Linked DNA regions of Homo sapiens: region 1 is linked to region 2. Evidence: read pairs that join two places in POLR2A ChIA-PET (ENCODE). Cell type or tissue: MCF 10A. All regions are shown on one strand. Each heading gives the region's core, and the rest is flanking DNA. Links, peaks and the distances in the headings are about the cores only. Region 1 overlaps LINC01358 (long intergenic non-protein coding RNA 1358). Region 2 has its middle 29 kb from the start of LINC02777.

Region 1 (5,380 bases), core at 160-5,159, 120 kb before region 2:
TGTTGAACAGAGATGAAAGTAACTGAAATGGCTCTGGAGTGGCCTTTTGAGTAAATGCTGGCTTAATACTCCAGCAGTGTGTTTTCCTGCTTAGGGTCACTAGACATCCATGATGTAGAATAAAATAAACTGATATGGTTTGGGTCTGTGTCCCTGCCCAAATCTCATGTTGAATTGTAATCCCCAGTTTTGGAGGAGGGGTTTGGGAGATGATTGGATCATGGGGTTGAATTTCTGCCTTGCTGTTCTTGTGATAGTGAGTAAGTCTAATGAGATCTGGTTGCTTAAAAGTGTATCACACCTCCCCCTTCACCCTCTTTTCCTTCTCTGGCCATGTAGGACGTGCCTGCTTCTCTTTTGCCTTCCACCATGATTGTAAGTTTTCTGAGGCCTTCCCAGCCATGCTTCCTGTACAGCATGCAGAACCATGAGCCAATTAAACCTCTTTTTAAAAAAATTAATTGCCCAGTCTCAGGTATGTCTTTATGGCAATGTAAGAATGGACTAATACACTGACACAGACTTGCAGAGCTCACTGAATCTACACTGAATGACGTTAAAGCGCATTGGCGGCAATATAACATGATGATACCCATATATGGCAAAAATAACAAAGGTGGATCAAAAATGACTAATATCTTGGAATCACCGAGATAATCCAAATACAACACTTTATTATTATGTCTTACCATATCACGATTTAGTAGAATTTTGTAATATTATGGACAGAAGCCTTTGATGCTATGGGATGACCAGAATTTTCTCATTTCCCTTTGCCAGGATATGAACAGAAGCAGGCAGAGGATGAAGCTGATGGTGTGCATGGTAAGAAAGGAGGGCTAGCCCTGTATGTGCTTAACATCTGCAGGATATGTATAGAGAGGTAGCTGGATTAGATGTATGCTGGAAGGAAGGGCTGCACCCCTGACTCTGTGCACAGGTGTGTCACAGGTGGGGAGACAGGAAAACACCAATCCATTCAGGTGCAACTTTTGATTGATCAGAATCTGTGTCAATATCACAATGAATATTTATACACAGCTTTGCTATTTTCAAAGCCTTTTCCTATACTACATTGTCTCACTTAATCCTCATAATCCTGAAAAGCAAGTAGAATTTTTGTCCCCACTTTAAAAAGTTCGTAAGGCACACCTAGTCATTGTAAAGCCTGAATCGAAACTGAGTTCCCAGACTCATGGTCCATCTGTCACCTGTCACCACTAGTTCATGCTGAGGTTACAAAAGCAACTGGGATGTATTCTGTGCTTGCAAAGAGCTCTTCTCTGCAAGAATTCCTTGAGAACATTTGACACTACCGAAAATTCTGAGAAGCTGGAGAAAAAGTGCTTTTTCAATTCAGGTTCTGGGAGAGTAGGGGGAGTAGAGTCACAATGAAGGGAGGGTATTTGTGTGTGTATATGTGTGTGTGTGTGCATGTGTGTGTGTGTATGAGAGAGAGAGATTGAGAGAGAGACAGCGCTTGAGAGAGACAGACAGAGGGGGGCAGACAGCAAGGCATGGCTAGCTACTGTCATAATGAGTTCTTTCCAGGCCAGTGCTTGCTTACCCCCCAGCTCTGATGGAGACACACACTTACTCCTTGGGAGAGGAGCTGAGGTGGCTTCCACGGCTCCAGCAAGTTAGTCTTGGGAGGCAGAAACCTGGAGACACTAGCTTGGTGGTTACCACATAGGTCCAGGCTTGGATCTCAGCTCTGCCTGTGACCTTGGGCCAGTTTATGGACTTCTACACTTTTACTTTGCTAAAATCCTAGCCTCCTAACCCCTCCCTCTTGTCCCCTCTCTCATTCCCTTTCAGAATTGCCATGTCGTACCCAGGAGTAATCTTTTAAAAATGTTAATATACTGGGTGTGGTGCCGCATGCCTGTAGTCCCAGCTACTCGGGAGGCTGAAGCAGGAGAATTGCTTGAGCCCAGGAGTTCGAGTCTGCAGTGAACTATGATCAGACCACTCCAGACTTGCAACAGAGACCCTGTCTCACAATTTTTTTTTTAATTTTAAAAAGTGAATCTGATCAACTCAGGACTCCTGAAGCTTCCTCAGTATTGTCATCAGTAAATAAACCCCAAAGATTTCTCATTGTACTTAGGACAAAATCTCATATCCTTTTCTCATGGAAAGGATTACTTGATCTGGCCCCTGCCTCCCTCTCTACTTCACCACCCCCTTCACTGACAGTTCTCCAGCACCACTCTCTTTTTTGTAATTTACCCCAAGCAGCCACCTCTTCCCCACCTCAAGGCCTTTTTGCCTGCCTGCTTCTGGGGACTCCCTTTCTCTTCTTTTTACCTGGCTAATCCCTGCTCATTCTTTAAGTTTCAACTTGCCTTCCTAAAAGAGGCCTGCCCAGAATACTTTGTTTGAATCCAACTCCTCAACCCCTTTCTTTTCCTTTAAAGCATTCAGCATGATTTACAATCATGCATTTGATTGTGCAATTCCTTATTAATTTCTGTCTCCTCCCATAGGTTGTAGATCCCTAGAGAGCAAAGAGTGTTTCTATTTTCTTCCTTTACGTCTCCTCCTGGAGTCAGTCACAGTGCCTGGTACATAGACGGTACTCAAGAAATACATGGTATATGAAGGAATGAATGACGGAGAGTCACATGTAAAGCACCTTGTCAAAGAACTTTAGCAGATTTTTGTAGTCCTGTCCCCTCCTAGTGGATACAGCCAAGCACCATTCTCAGGAGTGGGTGCAGACAGCCCTCACCCCAACCATCCACCACTGGGGGGAAGGCCCTGACCATGACCCTGTGGGTTAGCCAGGTGCAAAGCCCCCGAGGCTGTGGAACCAGGCTGAGCAGGTCCAGTGGCAGCCCTGCCACCCCGCAGCATAGGAGTGGCCTGGAGGGAGTGGGAACAGGTTGCTGGAGAGCAGGTCCCCTGGGTCCTCATCAGACTCAAACCCTCCCTGTCTCTTTTTCCCTACTGCAGAAAGCTATTCTGCCCTGTCCAATGCGAATGGATTGGCTGCTTGTTTTGTTGTATGTGCTGCTAGGCAACTGGCCTGTTTTTGCTTATTTACCTCCCCTGGGCCATTTCACAACACTTTGTAATAGGCTGTGCTCTCTCTGCTGCACATCTGGTTTGGATTGAGCCTGTCAGAGCTCCCTCTGCGAGGAGAGCTAGTACTTTCCCCAGCAGTCACCAAGACGGCCCCCCGGGGCTCTGGCTGCTCTTTGGTGCTGGACCCCTCTAGGCCTGCCCAGCCCCCATTCCCTCTTCACTCTGCACCTCCCAGTCTTTTTCAACAGTTCACACATTTCAAAGCCTGAAGAGGGGAACTTTTGAGATGGAAAAAACTGACAAGTGTTCAAGGAATATTAGAGGAGAAAGGAAACTTAACAAGAATAAAGTTTGAGTCCCAAACCCTCTCCTTCTCAACCAGAGAGGAGAACTGACTTACCCAATGGGACAGAGAGAGAAAGTGACAGACTCAAGACACTGCTTTCCTTGATATCACACTCCCCAAACTGCAGCTGTCTCATCAGCAAAACCACCCTGCCGATAGAGAGGGTTCAGTTAGATATTACTAGGTTTGAAGGAAACAATAGGTTTGCCCTTCTCCCCATCCTACCTGAAAATTTCAAGTGGGGTTTCTGTAAAGAACCAAAAGAGAATCAGAGGTTTGATAGATGTCATCTTAGAGACACAGGGAGAGAAATGAAATTTCCAACTTTTTTACCTACCTGCATAGAACATGTTGGCCGAAGCAGGGCAGGAGCAGGTGCAGGTGAGTGAAGGAAGACTGGGAACAAACACAGGACACCTCTCTCTGCAACTCCCGCATTGTTCTGGCAAACACATTCCGTACACAGTAAAATCCAAAATCCTGACAATGGCTTGCCTGGCCCTGTTACCTCTCTGACCTCATCCTCCCCTTCACCCACCCTGGTACATTCAGCTCCAGCAATTTGTGCCAAGAGAGCAGAAAAAAAGGTTTTCCTCGTGTGAAAGCAACCAGCCGCTGGGCAGAGCTCAGTGAACAGAGCAAGGACTGGATCACACACCCCTTTGTTCTGTTCATTGTTAGTTCTTGTACCTAGAACAGTTGTGCACAAAGATTGGGCTCCATAAGAATTTGTTGAATGAATGTATGAATGAATGAACAAATGAATGAGTCTGTTTTTCCTCCCAGCTTTTTCACATGATGATATTTCCCTGTACTTGCCTCTCACTTACAACATAAAATGCTGATCTATCATCCTACAGTGTAAATCTCTCATGAGCGTCCCTTTATCTCTCTGTTCCAGGTCACTGTGCTCCTGCCCATTTTTGAGCTTCTGGAATACAAGCTGTGCCTTTGCCTGGAATGTCCCTCCCAGTCTGACTAGGCATCTTCTGATGGGGTTTGACCTGGTTGCTTCTAACACTAGGATGGACCTCTTGGCAATCTCTGGATATCTTTCTGTGGTTTGTTATAATGGTAATTATTACTTATCTGGCTGCTTCACATTGATTAATTAGTGGCGGATAAGAAAACCAGATGGCTAGCTGTGTTGTAACGGAGCTACATGATCTCTATCCTCTAAGGTTTTCTAGTGATTCTTTTTCAGGTTTTTTTATGTTTTGTTTTTGACCTTAAATATAGACCACAAGGGTGTAGAGTGATACGCAAAGCAGAACTCTTGATTTATATTTTCTCCTCAAACTTTCATCTTCCCCAATTACCCACAGTGCATGGTAATACCATCCATTTAATTTCTTAAGACAAAAAAGCCTGGGACTTAGCAATTGATCATGAGTCTGTCTTTCCCTAGACCCAAGCCATCAGCAAGTCCTATCCATTCTACCTGCATGGCACCCCTCAAATTCATCTTCTTCTCTCTACCTCCATGGTCCAGGTTCCCAGCATTCTTGTCTGCACCGCTAACTCTTTATTTTTATTCTCCGTTGTCCAGCAAGTGATTGGAATCATGTTTTAAGACAAATTTGATCATGTTGCTCCTTTGCTCAAAGATGCCCAAATGGCTCCCTGCTGCACGTGGGATAAAAAGTCAGGCCTTTACCTTGGCCCTGGAAGCAACACTCTGGCCCCTGCTAACTTCTCCAACTTCAGTTGGTACCATTCCATTCTCCACTTCTCACTGTGCTTCAGCCACACTAGCGCTCTTTTTGTTCCTTGAACTGGGCAAATCATTCCATTGCCAGAGCTTTTTCATCACCTGTTTCCTCCCTTTGGAATATGCTTCCCTCCAGTCTTCACATGGCTGACTCACCTGTACTTTCAGATCTTGAATTAAATGACACCTCTTCAGAGAAGCCTTCCCTGACCACTCCATTTGGAATAACATGACCTCCCTCCCCTCTGTACACAGAGTCTTACTCTCTCATATCATCTTGTTTCAAGTTCTTC
Region 2 (5,380 bases), core at 143-5,142:
CTCAGGGAGAAAGAGAAGTTGCCCAACATCACTCCAGGAAGTTCGCAAGCACAATCCTAGCTCTCTGCTAGTGGGGCTTGCCATGCCTGGCACCACTCTCACTAGCAGGTTTACGTTTACTAATTTATTTAATCCCCATAAAACCCAGTGAGATGGATACCGCTGCTGTCGCCACTTTACAGATGAGAACACAGAGGATTGCACAGGTGAAGTAGCTTGTCCAGGGCCACGTGACCAACAAATACTGGGCCAGCCCTTGAACCAAATCATCCTGATCCATGCCCAAGCCTGTGTTTGTACCAATGTGGAGCCCATCTCGCCAGTCTGACTTGCCCTGCTTCTGTGACATGGGTGACAGCAGAGAGCTCTGCTGGGGACCTGAGAACCTCATCTTGTATTAATGCCTTCTTGCCTCAGAAGCCTCCTGCCTCGGAAGCCCTTAACTTCCCTCCTCCCTTTAAGGGCCTTCTCCTTCCCTCCTGAGCGGGGCTGGAGGAAATGCAGAAAGGCTGGGGCCATCAGAGTAGAGTCAAGGCAAGTACCATGATCATTAAGCAAACCAGACCATCTGGGGGCAAATCTGAGTCTCCCTGCAGCCTGGCTATTGACCTCTCCCAGGTTAGTTAATGTAAGTCTCCATTTTCTCAGCTACAAAATGGGGATTATAATAGTAACAATCCCAGAGGTATTGTAGTAGGGCATGAAAAGTGCTTAGAACAGTATCAGTCGGCCTCTTGGATCCGTGGGTCTTGCATTTATGAATTGCACCAACTGCAGATTGAAAATATTCAGGAAAAAAATAATTGCAAAGTTTCAAAAAGCAAAACTTGAATTTGCCATGTACCAAGTACTATGTTAAATCCACACAAGTGAAGTGATGTCTAGACATTGTGTTAGGTGTTGTAAGTAATCTAGAGATGATTTAAAGTGTACAGGAGGATGTGTGTAGGTTATATGCAAACACTACCCCATTTTATCTCAGGAGCTTGAGCATCCTTGGATTTGGGTATCCACAAGAGTCCTGGAACCAATTTCCCTGCGGCAATGACTGTATACAATAATTGTTGGCTACAGTTATGTGTATGTAAAAAGCCTAGCGATTAATAGCTGCTGTCTATGTTACTACAGTCGAGTCTTTGTCTTGGGGGATTCCATATATACATGGAACTTTTGACCAGGGGGAAGCTAGAATTAGCCAAAAAACTGAGTCAGGATGGGAATCCTGATCTTGTTCCTTCTTATTCAGGTTCTTTTCCTGTGGGCAGCCTTCCAACAAAAGCCTATTCAAACTGACAAATGCTCTCAAGTAAACCTTTACTGTCTGCCAGACCCCGCTTGAGCCTCTAGGTCCAGAAAAACCAAAGAGGCACAGGGTCTCCCTTCCATTTTTTGTTAATTGTGGGAAAATACTCATAACATAGTATTTATCATTTTAACCTTCATAATTGTCCAATGCAGGGACATTAAACACATTCACAATGTAGTGTGAATCACCTCTATCTACATCCAAAATTTTTCGTCATCCCCAGCAAAAAAACTCTTTACCCATTAAACAAAAAAACCCACCTTCCTTCCATTCCCCCCAGCCCCAGGTGACCTCTATTCTACTTTCTGTCTCTAACCACATTTAAAAAGAATGTTTTTGGCCAGGTATAGTGGCTCACGCTTGTAATCCCAGCACTTTGGGAGGCCAAGGCAGGTGGATCACGAGGTCAGGAGATTGGGACATCCTGGCTAACACAGTGAAACCCCGTCTCTACTAAAAAACAAAACAAAACAAAACAAAACAAAACAAAACAAAAAAAAACCACAAAAAATTAGCCAGCTGTGGTGGCAGGTGCCTGTAGTCCCAGCTAATCAGGAGGCTGAGGCAGGGGAATCGCTTGAACCTGGGAGGCAGATGTTGCATGAGCCGAGATTGTGCCACTGCACTCCAGCCTGGGTGACAGAGCAAGACTCCATCTCAAAAAAAAAAAAAAAAAAAAGAATATTTTTATTGTGGTAAAATATACATGACCTTAAATGTATCATTTTGACCATTTTTAAAATTACAGTTTAGTGTCATTGAGTACATTTGCACTGTGCAGCCATCACCACCATCCATCTCCAAAACTTTCATTTTCCCAAAGTAAAATTTTGGACCCCTTTCCCCCAGCCCCTGGCATCCACCATTCTACTTTCTGTCTCTGAACTTGACTACTCTAGCCTCCTCATATAAGTAGAATCATACATTATTTGCCTTTTTGTGTCTGGCTTATTTCATTTAGCATAATATCTTCAAGGTTCATCCATGTGTAGCGTGTTCCCTCCTTTTTAAGGCTGAGTAATATTCTATCATATGTATATACCACAGTTTGTATATCCATTCATCCATCAACGGACACTTACTTGTCTTGCTTCCACCTTTTGGCTGTTGTGAATAATGCAGCTTTAACATGAGTGTGCATTTCTCCCTATCTTTGAGCCTCTTGTGGTCTAATGTGGGGGAGGGACATGTAGATCCACCTTCAAGTTGCCTTCAATGAGCTTCTGTTTCCTCATCTGTAAAATGAGGGTCATGTGGGAATTAAATGAAACAATGCATGACTTAGTGCAGTGCTTGTCACACTGTAAACATTCTATAGATATTAGCTCTTGCTGCAGCTACAGCTGCTATCAGGCAGAGATTTTTCAAAAGAAGAGAGGACTGGAAATAGGATGTTTATCTTGAGATCTCTGATAAACATCACATCAACCTACTCTCACAAACATCCTGGCAAGTAGGCCTGAAGATCTCGATTTTCCAGACAAAGATACAGACTCAGAGAGGCCCTCAACTATGAGACAGAAGAGGTGAGCCTGCAACATGGCTTGCTAGGGCTTCTTACTTTGTCAAACTGTGTGAGCCAAGACAGAAAGGCCCAGGGGAAAGCAGCAAATAAAATCTCCCTTGAATGCAGGGCTGTCCTGGGGTAAAGCAAACACACTTGTCCCAGGCAGCTGGAGGAAGGAGCTGGGAGGGCAGATTGAGGAAAGGCATTACACAGAGGCAGGAGCACAGCCTAGGCAAAAGCCTAGAGGTAAGAGGTATAGCATCTGCAGGAGAAATGGCAGGATGCCAGTCAATGAGGTGCAAAGGGCGTGTGCATGGAGGGTGGGGCCAGGCCACAGAGGGCATTGCAAGGCGGACCAGCCCAGTCCAGTTCCTGGGCCTGAGAGGGCTCTGAAGAAATGCCCAAGGTGGCATTTCAGGGAGATTAGTCAGACTGATTGGACAGACGTGCTTGCCTTGCAACACTTTCCTGCCTTCAAACCACAAGCAGTATTTTAAAAATTAATCTTGTGTCTTACCAATATTATGTACATAGTTCAAAAAGTCAGATAGTTCTACAAAGCCCATTCCCCAGCCCCATTTCCCTCCACGCCCAAATCTTACCACCCAGAGACAGCCACTGTTCAATATTTCTTCCAGTATTTAAGTCCGTGCTTCTAAATATTATGTCTACATGTCTCTTTCTTAATTTTTTCATTAGTTATATGGCCTACTGACTTTCCATTACAAAAGAGAACGACTTAGCTCTCTTCTGTCATGGAAACACTTTACCTTTCCCAACTTTCCAATCTAGATATAACATTCCTTTTGTTAGATTAGTTTTTATAGCATTGTGACCACATAAATCACAGCTAAGCCATATTGTATCATGATTAAATTTTTGCTTTTATATGACTTATTCTTTTCACTGAAACTGCTGCCTCATTTAAAAAAAAAAATCTATTAGCTTTATTTCCTAGGTACACACATCCCTCTCCCCTCAGTGAGAAATTTAAGTCTGCTCTCAGAATCTTCAAGCACATCAGGTAATCAAGCCATCCATCTTGCTTCCTTCTGGAGCTCTCAGTGGTCCTGTTCTCACCTGGATGTTTGTTCTCTGTCTGCTGCCAAGATGTAGCTGTCCCCCGGATGTGGCAAGGGCATCCCTGACGCCAGACAGGTGAACATCATTCATCTATAGATTTTACTCAGAAAACACCTACTGTGTGCTTCCAGTTGCCAAAGAGGTCCCATGCTGGAGGCTGGAGATGCAGAGGTGACTTGGATACAGTTTTTACCTTCGAAGGGCTCTCAGCCCAATTGGGATAAATACAGTTAAGTGATGGGCCAGAAGTAAGCCTGGACGTTATGGGAACTCAGCCTTTGGAAGAGCCAGGAGTTATGAAAGGCTTCCTGTAAGAGGTGATGCTAAATGAGCCTCGGCTCGTTAGGAGGAGTTTTCCAAGTGTTATGGGATCAGATTCCTGGTAAGAGAACATTATGTGCACAGTCACGGGAGCATGACAAGACATGACTCCTTCTGGAAATTGTAAGTAATTAATTAGTGATGATCATGTGGGAGGGTTCCAGTCGAGGGGTGGGCAGGGTCCTGTGTGCCAGGTTAAGGGACCTGAGGGCAGTGGGGAGCTACTGAAGGATTTTAAGAAGGGGTGACATGGTCAGGCCTGCATTTAGAAGGGCTAGTGAAGGGGACATTGAGGTCTAGCAGAGGATAAAAAGGCCTGAGCTAACACTGGCACTGGGAGTGAGGCATGGGGCTCAAGATACCTTTTAAAGAAACCAAATGGACTGGACTTGGGGACACAGGGGATGTGGGGATGACCGATAATTCCCAAAGGAAAAAGTGTTTCGATTCCACATATGTCTCCTGGGAAACCTGAAGGTACTCTAGGCTGGGAAAGCTACTGGCCTCTTGGGGTATTTGGGGACCAGACATGCTAAGGGGGTGGATACCCAGAGACTAAAGGAACAGGACCCGGGCCTAGGGTCTCTATAAATTGGAGAGCAGAAGCAAGACTGAAAGACCATGTGGTGGAAAGGGTTGGTGCAGCCTGATAGGTAAGACCATGAGCTCTAAGCTCAGGCAGCCCTCAGTTTAAATGCCAACTCTGTCAACTGCTTGTTGAGCCTCAGTTTACCCATCAGAGAAATGGGGATCATAATACTACCTACCTCATGGAGTGGTTGTGAGGAATAAATGAGACCTTATCTGTAAAGCACCTGGCATGATGCCTGGAACAGAAGAAGTGCTTCGTTTTGTGTCTTCCTATTGTTGGTCTTGGAGAGTAAAAACTGCTTCAAAGATCAGGTGACATTTGAGGTGATCTCAGAAAAGGAGTAGGCAGAGATGGCTTCATGGGCAGGCCCACAGGGCCATGAGCACAGAAGAGCCCCATACATGATTGAATGTTCTGCTCTACCATCTTGAAATTCTCAACGATTTTTGAGCAAGGAGCCCCCCATTTTCATTTTTCACTGGATGCTGCAAATTCGCTAGCTGTGCTGTCATAGGAGACCATTCGGCAGAGAAGAGGAGGGGAATGCTTTTGAAGCAAAGGGGCTTTAAGT

The links. Peaks named below come from ENCODE experiments on the same cell type or tissue, not always from the same donor. Only the 100,000 strongest peaks of a DNase experiment are listed, where the experiment ranks them.
Region 1: POLR2A ChIA-PET joins it to region 2 with 11 read pairs; 5 of 35 experiments call an interaction of 5 or more read pairs at or near these places.

The regions. Positions count from the first base shown.
Region 1 is chr1:59,055,083-59,060,462 of GRCh38, reverse strand. All of the region lies in intron 2 of LINC01358 (long intergenic non-protein coding RNA 1358), which reads right to left. Among named protein-coding and RNA genes, the nearest start is that of LINC01358, 37 kb to the right of the region's middle. RefSeq lists an enhancer at 2,043-3,810. In MCF 10A, for the core only: no CTCF peak of the experiment used is centred there; a DNase peak (open chromatin) is centred at 3,062.
Region 2 is chr1:58,930,804-58,936,183 of GRCh38, reverse strand. No RefSeq gene overlaps it. Among named protein-coding and RNA genes, the nearest start is that of LINC02777, 29 kb to the right of the region's middle. In MCF 10A, for the core only: no CTCF peak of the experiment used is centred there; DNase peaks (open chromatin) are centred at 3,163 and 4,233.